Regions from separate parts of the Homo sapiens genome. Here region 2 is linked to region 1. A link is a contact called in ENCODE Hi-C or POLR2A ChIA-PET data. All regions are on one chromosome and are shown on one strand. The core of a region is the stretch at or near the end of the contact, and the rest is flanking DNA. Distances in the headings are between cores, read along the strand shown.

Region 1 (5,024 bases), core at 1,734-4,233:
CCTCCTGTCCACCCTCAAAGCCCTCCCCAGGCTGAGGGCCAGGTCATACTACCCTAGAGCCTGGGACCTGGCCATCCTCTGCCAGATTCCAATAGGCCGCCCTCCACATGGCGCCACGGCCACTTCCTGCTGCCCTGGACCCCGCAAGCCCAGGGACATCCAAGAGCACCCCTCCTGAGACCCCAGACTCAGAAGCAGCGAGAAGGCCAGGCCAGCCCTCAGCCATCCTAGCCAGACCCCCTCAGAGCCCCCAGCCCCCAGGAGAGCCCTCCACAGCCTGTCAATAAATTTTTTGTAGGCCAACACATGCAGCCTGCAGTGTGGGTGACAGCAGGTTATTCCCTGGGGTGAGCACAGAATGGGAGGTGGGGACAGAGCCCTGGGGAAGCAGCCCCTCCCCTCACAGCCATGACACCCGCTTTGCCTGGCAAGGGCCTCCTAGAGTGGGGCCATCCTGCAGGACACCTGTGGGGAGGCCACCCTGACCCAAATTCAAGGAGAGCCCCCAAGCCTGGCACCCTGAGCAGCAGCAGGCAGCCCAGAGGGCCGGGGTACAGCTAGAGCTGAGGCTGACCCAGAACCGAGGGGCCTGGGTGGTGGGGAGGGCAGGGCTGCAAAGCCCAGGGCAGGCCCCGGGAACCTCCAGACTTTTCCCAAGTTCCAGGACCCCGGATGACCCCAAGCAAAGGTGAGCAGACGGTGGGGACCCCCCAGCCTACTCATGCCCTCCCCTCCACCCAGCAGGGGCCAGGTGAGGCCCAGCTCCTGCACTGAAGTCTCTATTTGTCTGAGATAAGTCTGGGCTCGGCTTTCTGGGCTCTGACCCACCCTTCAACAGAGAAGACCCCTCGCAGCCCGTGAGATGCTCCTGAAGCTCAGAGTGGTGCCTGCACCCCAACCCTGCCCTCTGGAGTCTGGCTTGTTGGACGCTGTCCCCACAGAGCCCACCCAGCCTGGCCCTCCTGTCAGTGCAGCACACCCACTGTGCCACCCCAACCAGCAGCCACCAGCAGACTGTACGCAGCCTTCCCTGGCCGGGTCGGGGGAGCAGATGGTGCTTCTGGGAGCTTTCCTGGGCACAGGCCTCAGGGACGCCGGTCTTGAGCTGCCTGCCCTCACCCCCAGCCCCCCAGGGCCCACAGTGCCTAGGAACTTGCCATTGCCCCAAACTTCAAGCCAGTGACATTGACCCCGCAGTGGCGTTTTGCAGGATTTCTGTCCAATGGGTCCCTTGCTGCCCTTCCTGCGGCCGACCCACCATGGCTCAAGCTTGCGCCACACCAGATGGGAGGGGAAGGCAGGTTCCGCCAGGTCCAGGCCAGGCCCCGGCCGCAGGAGGAGGTGCTACTGGATGGCAATGTTTCCTGAATAGGCCCCTCTCTTCTAAACCCTGACCCGACTCTCCTGCTGGCAGGCCTCTGGTACTGAGTGGCGAGGCCCGCCCAGCTCCTGCGTGGGGGCCGTGCCCACACCTTCCGGAACTCGGGGCTGTGGCCTCAGGCTGTGCTGTGCACATGCACTCCCATTCCCACTCCCGTGCTGGGCCTCCACGACCAGTGCAGTCAATGTGGCAGGAAGAAGGGCCAGGGGCTGGGGGAGCTGGGCAGGCAGGAAGGGCCCTTGAGGACCGTGGCACAGGCCTTGGGAGGTGAAAGGCAACTTCAGGCAGAGCCCAACAGTGGAAGGAGTGATGCAGTGAAGGGGCAGGTATGGGCAGAAGAGCCACGCAGAGGAGGCCCTGCCCTCCAGGGTCACTGCCCTTGTGGTAGGGGTGGGGGACACTGAGCAGCGCCCACATGTGGAACAGTTCTGAGCAAGGGGTGCATGCCCCTCCTGCAGTAAGATGGACCCTGCCCCTTGCTGTGCTGACCACCTCCCTTAGCCTGACCACCAGAGAGACGGTGTGCTGTTGGTCCCACGGGGAGCAGAGGGCACCAAGAGCCTAACAGGGCCCCTGGCCTGGTGGCAGAGGGATAAGGGTCTGGGGTCCCCCTGGAAGAAATGGCCCCAGGCCTGCCCCTGCACAGGGAGCAGCAGACATTGCAGGCTGAGGGAAGGGCACTGGGCTCCCTGTGGCCCTCGGGAATGGAGGTCACATTCCCCAGGTGGGGCATGGCCCCCAAGGCCAAGTGCTTTGGGAAAGTGGTCTGCACCCAGCGCCTCAACAGCCCAGAGCCAGGGCCAGGCTCCAGCCCCCTGGGCCAGCCCCCAGACAGCGCCTGCAGCGCAGGTCCACAATCAAGTGTCCAAACACCAAGTTCGGGATGCCCAGCATCTTGGTGGCGTTACCCTACAGTCCACCTGGAGCCCGCCTGCGAGACTGGACCCGAGGGACCACACCCAAGGCAGCCACGACTTTCCAGGCCAGCTCCCGAGGGTCCCCGGGCCACGCCCAGACCAGCAGCAGAGCAGGCCACGCTCGGCCGAGGTTAAGGCGCCGTGCCCGGGCTGAGGACGAGACCCACCGTCGCCTCACGAGTCTGGGCCAGGTGGAGCTGCGGGGTAGGGCTTGTGGCGGACAAGCCCTCTGAACACGTTGGGCGTGGCCCAGTGGGAGGGGATTGCGCTGAGCGGGGTATGGTGGGCGAGGCTTACGTTGGGCATGGGGCCAGTGGGCGGGGTTTGCATTGAGTGGAGGCCCAGCGAATGGGGGCGTCTCGTGGGCGAGGGCTCCTGTGGGCGGGGCCTGCGGCGAACAAGGCTTGCACTGGGCGGGGCCCAGTGGGCGGGGTTTATGCTGCGTGAGGCGTCCTGTGGGCGAGGCCTGCGACGAACGCGGTTTGCTCTGGGCGGTGCCCGGAGGGCGGGGTTTACCCTGCGTGGGGCGTCCAGTAGGCGTGTGCGCCTGTGGGCGGGGCCTGCGGCCAGCGGGGCCCGGTGGGCGGGGTTTACTCTGAGCGGGCGTTCTGTGGGCGTGTCATGTGGTGGGTGTGTCCTGTGGTGGGCGGGGCCCCATAAAGCCGCGCCGCCGGGCTTTGCTCCAACCTCCTCAGAGCATGGCCCGGGGGCCGCTGGCCGCCCGCGGACTGCGGCTGCTGCTGCCGCTCCTGCCGCTCCTGCCGCTCCTGCCGCTGCCGCAGGTGGGTCGGGCGGCGTTCTCTCTCGGTTCGGCCACCGCGGGGCGGGTCCCTGCTCGGACCACGCCCCTCCCGGGCTCACCCTTGTCCCCACAGGTGGCGCTGGGCTTCGCGGACGGCAGCTGCGACCCCTCGGACCAGTAAGTCGGGGGGGAGGGAGCCGGGGCCTGGCCCCGCCCTATGGGGAGGCACGGGTGGCGAGGTCGGCCGTCCCATGCCCCGCCTGCTCCAGGTGCCGCCGTCCCCACAGGTGCCCGCCCCAGGCCCGCTGGAGCAGCCTGTGGCACGTGGGGTAAGTGGAGGCCGCGGCGGAGCCGTGCGTCCGACGGTTCTGGGGCGGGGGTCACCGGGGCCAGGCCCGCCAGGCCCTTACCTCACCAGGCCGCCTCCGCTGTCGCCCAGTCCCGGCCGCTGGCGGGAACTGACCTGGAGCAAGCAGGACCTTCCCTCCCACCTCTCCCGCCTGGCCTCCGCGGGAGTCCCCTACGATCCCGCTCAGCAGTGGGGCACTCGCTGAGGACAGCGAGTCCTGGGAGTGAGCCCAAGGCCACCCCTGGCCAGCCCAGGAGAGATAGCCAGGGCAGGCCCAGCAGCCCGAGGCCAGGCTCTGGCCACGGCGGTCTCCGACATGGAGAGACATTGTCTGCTTTTTATCCTGTTAACCTGTCTTCGGTGGTTGTGCCACGACATTCCCCAGGGTGCAGGTGCCCGGTGGCCGAGGGTCAGTCCAGTGGTAGAGCCTTGCTCTCCTAGGCTCATCCTGCTGGCGGTCCTCCTGCTTCTGCTGTGTGGTGTCACAGCTGGTTGTGTCCGGTTCTGCTGCCTCCGGAAGCAGGCACAGGCCCAGCCACATCTGCCACCAGCACGGCAGCCCTGCGACGTGGCAGTCATCCCTATGGACAGTGACAGCCCTGTACACAGCACTGTGACCTGTGAGTGCCTAGGGGCCCGCCAGTTGAGGGTGGAGATGGCGGGGGTAAATGCCAAGCCCGCCTCCACGAACCCACTCTGGTTCCCTGCAGCCTACAGCTCCGTGCAGTACCCACTGGGCATGCGGTTGCCCCTGCCCTTTGGGGAGCTGGACCTGGACTCCATGGCTCCTCCTGCCTACAGCCTGTACACCCCGGAGCCTCCACCCTCCTACGATGAAGCTGTCAAGATGGCCAAGCCCAGAGAGGAAGGACCAGCACTCTCCCAGAAACCCAGCCCTCTCCTTGGGGCCTCGGGCCTAGAGACCACTCCAGTGCCCCAGGAGTCGGGCCCCAATACTCAACTACCACCTTGTAGCCCTGGTGCCCCTTGAAGGAGGTAGGAGAACGGACCAGAGCTTGGAGAACTAATGCTTGGAGCCAAGGGCCCCAGCCCACCCCACCGTCCCACACATTGCTGTGGCCCCAACCTCGGTGCCATGTTACACCGGCCCCTGGCGTCACCCACTAGGCAGGCTGCTGCTTTCAGCCTCAGCCCCTGGCCCAGCCCCAGCAGGCCCTCAGCCTGGAAGAGGCCCCTTGGGCCTAAGCCTCGGGTGGGAGCTCAGGGCCACCTGTGACGTCTGCATCTTCTTGGAGAGAGAATAAAGTTTGTATTTAAGTGGTCTCTGCCTATGTGGGAAGGACTCTGGGACTCCAGGGCTCTGGGAGGAACCCTTGGGCAGCCAACCCCCAGTGCAAGCAGGAAGGGCGAGCGTGTGGTCCCCGGCCTGTACCCAGTCCAGGTTTCAGGCTGGCATTCCTAGCCCTGAGCTGGGCAATGGGTGGTGTCAGGTGTCGTGGCAGAAATGACTGGGGCTGTTTCTGTGACTGGGCCAGGAAAACTCTTTTCCTTCTCCAGCCCCACGCCTTTGCCTGTTGCCCCCCAACCCAGGCTGGGACAGTGAGGCACACACAGGTTGGGCTGGAACATTTATTTTACACGGAGCCGGGGGAGTGGGGGCCAGGGGGCAGGGGC
Region 2 (5,024 bases), core at 1,662-4,161, 4.7 Mb before region 1:
TTTTTTAAAATAATAACTATTTGTTAAATCACATCACACATTAAATCACTTTTTAATTTGTAGCCTCAGAATGTTCAGGTAAATCACATTATCTTAAATTGCTTAGGCAATGGCCATTTTTGTAATTTTAATTTTTTTTTTTTTGAGATGAAGTCTCACTCTGTCGCCCAGGCTGGAGTGCAGTAGCGTGATCTCAGCTCATTGTAACCTCCTCCTCCCGGGTTCAAGCTTGAAGTGTTTGAACCTGGAGGCAGAGGTTGCAGTGAGCTCAGATCGTGCCAGTGCACTACAGAGTGAGACTCCGTCTCAAAAAACAAACAACATGTCATCTAGGTGGTTATGTTCATTTTGTTTTTGCTTGCCTGCATTCTCTTTCTGTACTACACGTACATTATCTGTTAATGTTAATTTAAGTTCAAAGTAAAATTAAGAATTCATATCTTGAGAAAAGAAGTATTTCATTGATAACCGGGGCCTACCAGGCATGTGAAACCATGTATATATATAGATAATTCAACAAAGGAATGTGGTGAGAAAAGAAAGGAACCGATTTAGACCTATCAGCTGTGTTAGGAATTTTGAATAACCTACTAACCCAGGCATGCTATTTAGCTCTTTCTTTTTTTCAGGGGTGGGGCAGGCAGAGTGGGAGCAGTGGAACAATGACAGCTCACTGTCATCTGGGCTTATGTGATCTTCCCACTTCAGCCTCCCAAGTAGCTGAGACTAAAGGTGCATGCCACCACGCCTGGCCAATTTGAAAACTTTTTGTTGAGACAAAATATTGGGTCCCACTATGTTGCCCAGGCTGGTCTCAAACTCCTGGCCTCAAGAAATCTTGCCCCAGCCTCAGCCTCCGCGTAGCTGGGATTACAGGCGTGCGCCACAGCACCCAGCTAATTATAATTGTTTTATTTTTAGTAGAGACAGGGTTTCGCCATATTGGCCAGGCTGGTCTCGAACTCGCTACCTCAGGTGATCCACCCACCTCGGCCTCCCAAAGTGCTGGGATTACAGGCGTGAGCCACGGCGCCTGGCCGAAAATGTTAACTTAATAAATTTTTTTAGGCATATGAATACATATAAATCAATTTGGGTCATACAATGAGTAATCTGATTTTTCGCTTTATAGCTCAAACATCTTTCCATTTCAATAAATACATCATTATTCTTCAAGGCTACATAGTAAGACTGAAATATGATGTTTAAAAATCCCTGTTATTGGGAATACAGAAAAACCGTACTCAATCCTCAACTATGGAAACATTATTGATTTAATCACTGGACTTACGCAAGATGGGTAAGCTGACCCAGGGGACGGGAGTTCTTTTCCCTACAAACATTCCACTTCCTGGCTACTCAGCCTTTCTTGTCACAAAGCCTGTGCAAGGAAGCTATTGGCCCTGCTCCTGGGCCCAGGAATGCTGCCGCTGCCTTGAATAGCTGTGTGAACAGTCCTTCTATGGGCAACAGGCGGCCCGCCTGGGTACCTGAATGTTTTCTGATTTGGGCCTGTGCTGCCCATGCTCACCCTGAAATTCAGACCAGATGCATTCTTATGGCAAAATGACGTGAAACTCTTAAGTAGAAGAGAAAGCCTGCGGTTCTCATTTCAGAGGTGGAATAAAAACAAAATGTCTTCTGGAAACGCTACGCGGCCCTAGACCTCGCTGGAACCAGGAAATGATAGCCAGCTCCCATGCGCGTGGCCTGCTCTGGGACCCACGTGGGCGGGCGCCTTCCTCAGGAATGCGTTCTCAAAGGCCCACCGGTGTAGGGGGGCTGGAAAACAGCACAAACCCAAGTGTTCTCTGCAAAGCAGCAGTCCTGGTGGTGAAATAGGGGTCTTTTCTAAAACTGAGCAAAGCCTACCTTCCACTGAGGAAAAAATGGCCTCCAAGGGAGGGCTCTTTTTCCCCTACAAGTGACATTCAAAGTGGTGCTGTGTCTATCGGAACTAAAATAAGGGCGATTCCTTCTTTCACCATTCCCCACCGCAGTACAAGTGACGGCGGGACTGTGCTTAGTGGCGTCATCTAGTTTCAAGGCGGTCTCCTATCTGACTTTGAGCCCTCGCTCTTTATACCCAGTTACCCTCTCGTGGAGTCCGAGCAGCTGCTTCAGGGAGGCCCGGGAGCCCCTAGGGCGGGCAGCCCCGGAGCCTGCAGCTGCGACGCAGACTCGGAAACTACAACTGCGCGTGAAGCCGACTAAAGTTAACGCCTGTGTGATTGAGTCAGAAGCTCCTTCAGGAACACAGGAGTGGGGCCGACTCCTGGAATCCGGCCCCGGGTCGCTTATAAATGCGCCAAGAAAAAAACGTCACCGAAAAACTTTATACGCGTTCTTGCTTTGGTCCAGAATGGTAAAAAGCCTATCCTTTGAGTGTGTCCCGTGATGGGGTTAACTAGCAACCCTTGAAACTAGTGGAACTCAAAAGCAAAACAAAAAGCCATTGTACCCAGCCGCCCCGGGACCTGGGCCGGCGCCCTTGGGAAGTCTGGCGTGAAAGGAGGGGTGGCTTTGGTTTCAGGGCCGAGCTCGCCTCTCCCGGGTTGGGTTCAGCAGCCGGGCCGGGTGGGTCGTGGGCAACCCCGGGAGGCCCCCGGTCCCGGCGCGCGGCGAGGCCGCCCTCGGACCTGGCACTTGTCACTCGCTGTCCCCGGCCCGGGCGTCAGCGGGGAGACGCAGAAGGGCGGAGGGAGGGAGCCGGCCGCGGACAGCGGTGACTCAGCCTGCGGAGCCGGGGGCGGGCGCCGCGCGGGGGACAGGCGAGCCCGCGCTCGCGGGGGGCGGTGGCGCCCGGCACAGAGGGGTTAAGGGGGCGGTGCAGACGTCTCCCCGCCCATCCCGCCCCTCGAGAGCCGCGGCGCCCCGCCCTATTTATAGCAGCGGTGCCTAGCGCGCCGCGTCTCTCCGCAGGCCCCGGCCGCGGCGTCCTCGACAACCTATCGAAGGCGCCATGGAGCGACCGGCGCCCCTGGCCGTGCTTCCCTTCTCGGACCCCGCGCACGCCCTGAGCCTGCTGCGCGGCCTGAGCCAGCTGCGCGCCGAGCGCAAGTTCCTGGACGTGACCCTGGAGGCGGCGGGCGGGCGCGACTTCCCGGCGCACCGTGCGGTGCTGGCCGCCGCCAGCCCCTACTTCCGCGCCATGTTCGCGGGGCAGCTGCGCGAGAGCCGCGCCGAGCGGGTGCGCCTGCACGGAGTGCCTCCCGACATGCTGCAGCTGCTGCTGGACTTCAGCTACACGGGCCGCGTGGCGGTAAGCGGCGACAACGCTGAGCCGCTGCTGCGCGCCGCCGACCTGCTGCAGTTCCCGGCCGTGAAGGAGGCGTGCGGGGCCTTCCTGCAGCAGCAGCTCGACCTGGCCAACTGCCTGGACATGCAGGACTTCGCTGAGGCCTTCAGCTGCTCGGGACTGGCGAGCGCGGCGCAGCGGTTCATTCTGCGCCACGTGGGCGAGCTGGGCGCCGAGCAGCTGGAGCGGCTGCCACTGGCGCGCCTGCTGCGCTACCTGCGGGACGACGGGCTGTGTGTGCCCAAGGAGGAGGCCGCCTACCAGCTGGCGCTGCGCTGGGTCCGCGCTGACCCGCCGCGCCGCGCCGCGCACTGGCCGCAGCTGCTGGAGGCCGTGCGCCTGCCCTTCGTGCGCCGCTTCTACCTGTTGGCGCACGTCGAGGCCGAGCCGCTGGTGGCGCGCTGCCCACCCTGCCTGCGCCTGCTGCGCGAGGCGCGCGACTTCCAGGCGGCGCGCTACGACCGCCACGACCGCGGGCCCTGTCCCCGAATGCGTCCTCGCCCGTCCACCGGTCTCGCCGAGATCCTCGTGCTCGTGGGCGGCTGCGACCAGGACTGTGACGAGCTGGTCACTGTCGACTGCTACAACCCGCAGACGGGTCAGTGGCGCTACCTGGCCGAGTTCCCAGACCACCTGGGCGGAGGCTACAGCATCGTGGCGCTGGGCAATGACATCTACGTGACGGGTGAGTGGGCCAGGGGCTGGGCAGGCTCTCTGGGGTTGAACCTCGCCGGTACGGGAGCCCAGCTATTCGCGGGGGAAGCGCACAGAGCCTGGAATCCTAGGGGCGCACCTGAGTCCAAGCTGGGGCTCTGGTGACTACATGTCTCTGGGCGATACTTTTAACCTTGAAGAAGGGCCCCTTGTGTGAGCCGGGACAAGTAGCTGCTTGTGGGTCTCTGTGCCCCGTGCGGCCGGGGCTGCCAGGCTGAGCCAACTCCGTGCCCAGGAGGTGCCTCCCCACTTGGTTGGAAGATACTGGGGCATTCACCCCGCACAATGGGTGCTTTCTTTTTCTCCTTAAGGAATCCAGGGACGGGCAGGAGGCCGACGCCCGGTGAGGCATCTGTTCCCCACAAGCCGGGGAATTTCTCCCTCCCTGCTGAGCCACACCGGGCCCCCTGACTCACTCTTTGTCACCCGGTGACAAGGTTCCCTTGGGCTTGCACCTAGGCTCTGTGCTCTGGTCACATGGTGTTTAGGCTGAACTCCCCGGAGCCTGTAAACATGGTCACATGTTAAGAGGTTTTCTTCCAGTTACTTGGCCCAAACCCCAAAACACTGCCGAGTCATGGTAGGCGGGTCCCAGTCCGCCTGAGTTTGGGCTTCTACGGTTTTTATTAAAGATAAATCCCAGTTCAAACACGAGGCTACCTCCTTTGTCGGGGTGAGGAAGGGCGGTCTCTGTGACTGCTATATAAGGAAAGAACCCACCAGGCAGGCGTGTGAGGCGGTTATCAGGCAAGGAGGTGGGGACTGGGATGTCACAGCTGCTGTGCCCAGCCTTGCATGTTCGCGAGAGAGCCCACTCTGGGACGTGCTCCGAGTTCCAGTGGGGCTCTGAGGTGTCAGGTGGGACAGTTGCTGGATTCTGTTGCCACAGCTTCCTTAGCCTGCTGCTCTGAGTCCAGCCTCTGCTGGGTTCTGCCAGAATCTGTGCCTCTTTCCAATCCAAGGTTGTCCCCAAGTTGATTGGGGACCGTGTCCCTCCCCTCTTCTGAAAGTC

The links. A loop is a pair of places that touch in the nucleus more often than their neighbours do. ChIA-PET counts read pairs that join two places held with the same protein, here RNA polymerase II (POLR2A). Pooled maps may share reads with other maps.
Region 2: a pooled map shows a loop between it and region 1 (9-fold over the local background). The contact joins the promoter of KLHL21 here to the promoter of TMEM52 in region 1. A Hi-C loop is called at or near these places in 1 of 168 maps with a recorded cell type or tissue (gastrocnemius medialis) and 7 of 50 pooled maps. POLR2A ChIA-PET finds 5 or more read pairs at or near these places in 1 of 52 experiments (endothelial cell of umbilical vein).

What each region holds. Positions count from the first base shown.
Region 1 is chr1:1,917,238-1,922,261 of GRCh38, reverse strand. It overlaps TMEM52 (transmembrane protein 52), which reads left to right and starts at 2,983. Exons shown (of 5, transcript NM_178545.4): 1 at 2,983-3,080; 2 at 3,174-3,217; 3 at 3,328-3,369; 4 at 3,831-4,009; 5 at 4,100-4,671. The coding sequence starts at 2,997. The coding sequence ends at 4,380. It overlaps CALML6 (calmodulin like 6), which reads right to left. Exons shown (of 6, transcript NM_138705.4): 6 at 4,966-5,024. CFAP74 (cilia and flagella associated protein 74) reads left to right here. Exons shown (of 39, transcript NM_001304360.2): 39 at 1-305. RefSeq lists silencers at 1-5, 2,747-3,386 and enhancers at 1,619-2,211, 2,212-2,805, 2,865-3,666.
Region 2 is chr1:6,600,756-6,605,779 of GRCh38, reverse strand. It overlaps KLHL21 (kelch like family member 21), which reads left to right and starts at 2,911. Exons shown (of 4, transcript NM_014851.4): 1 at 2,911-3,983. The coding sequence starts at 2,963. LOC107984913 (a long non-coding RNA gene) reads left to right here. Exons shown (of 2, transcript XR_001737882.3): 2 at 1,133-2,333. RefSeq lists silencers at 1,193-1,541, 2,506-2,895, 3,496-3,655, 3,836-3,915 and enhancers at 1,956-2,105, 2,146-2,305, 2,326-2,415, 4,176-4,225, 4,256-4,395.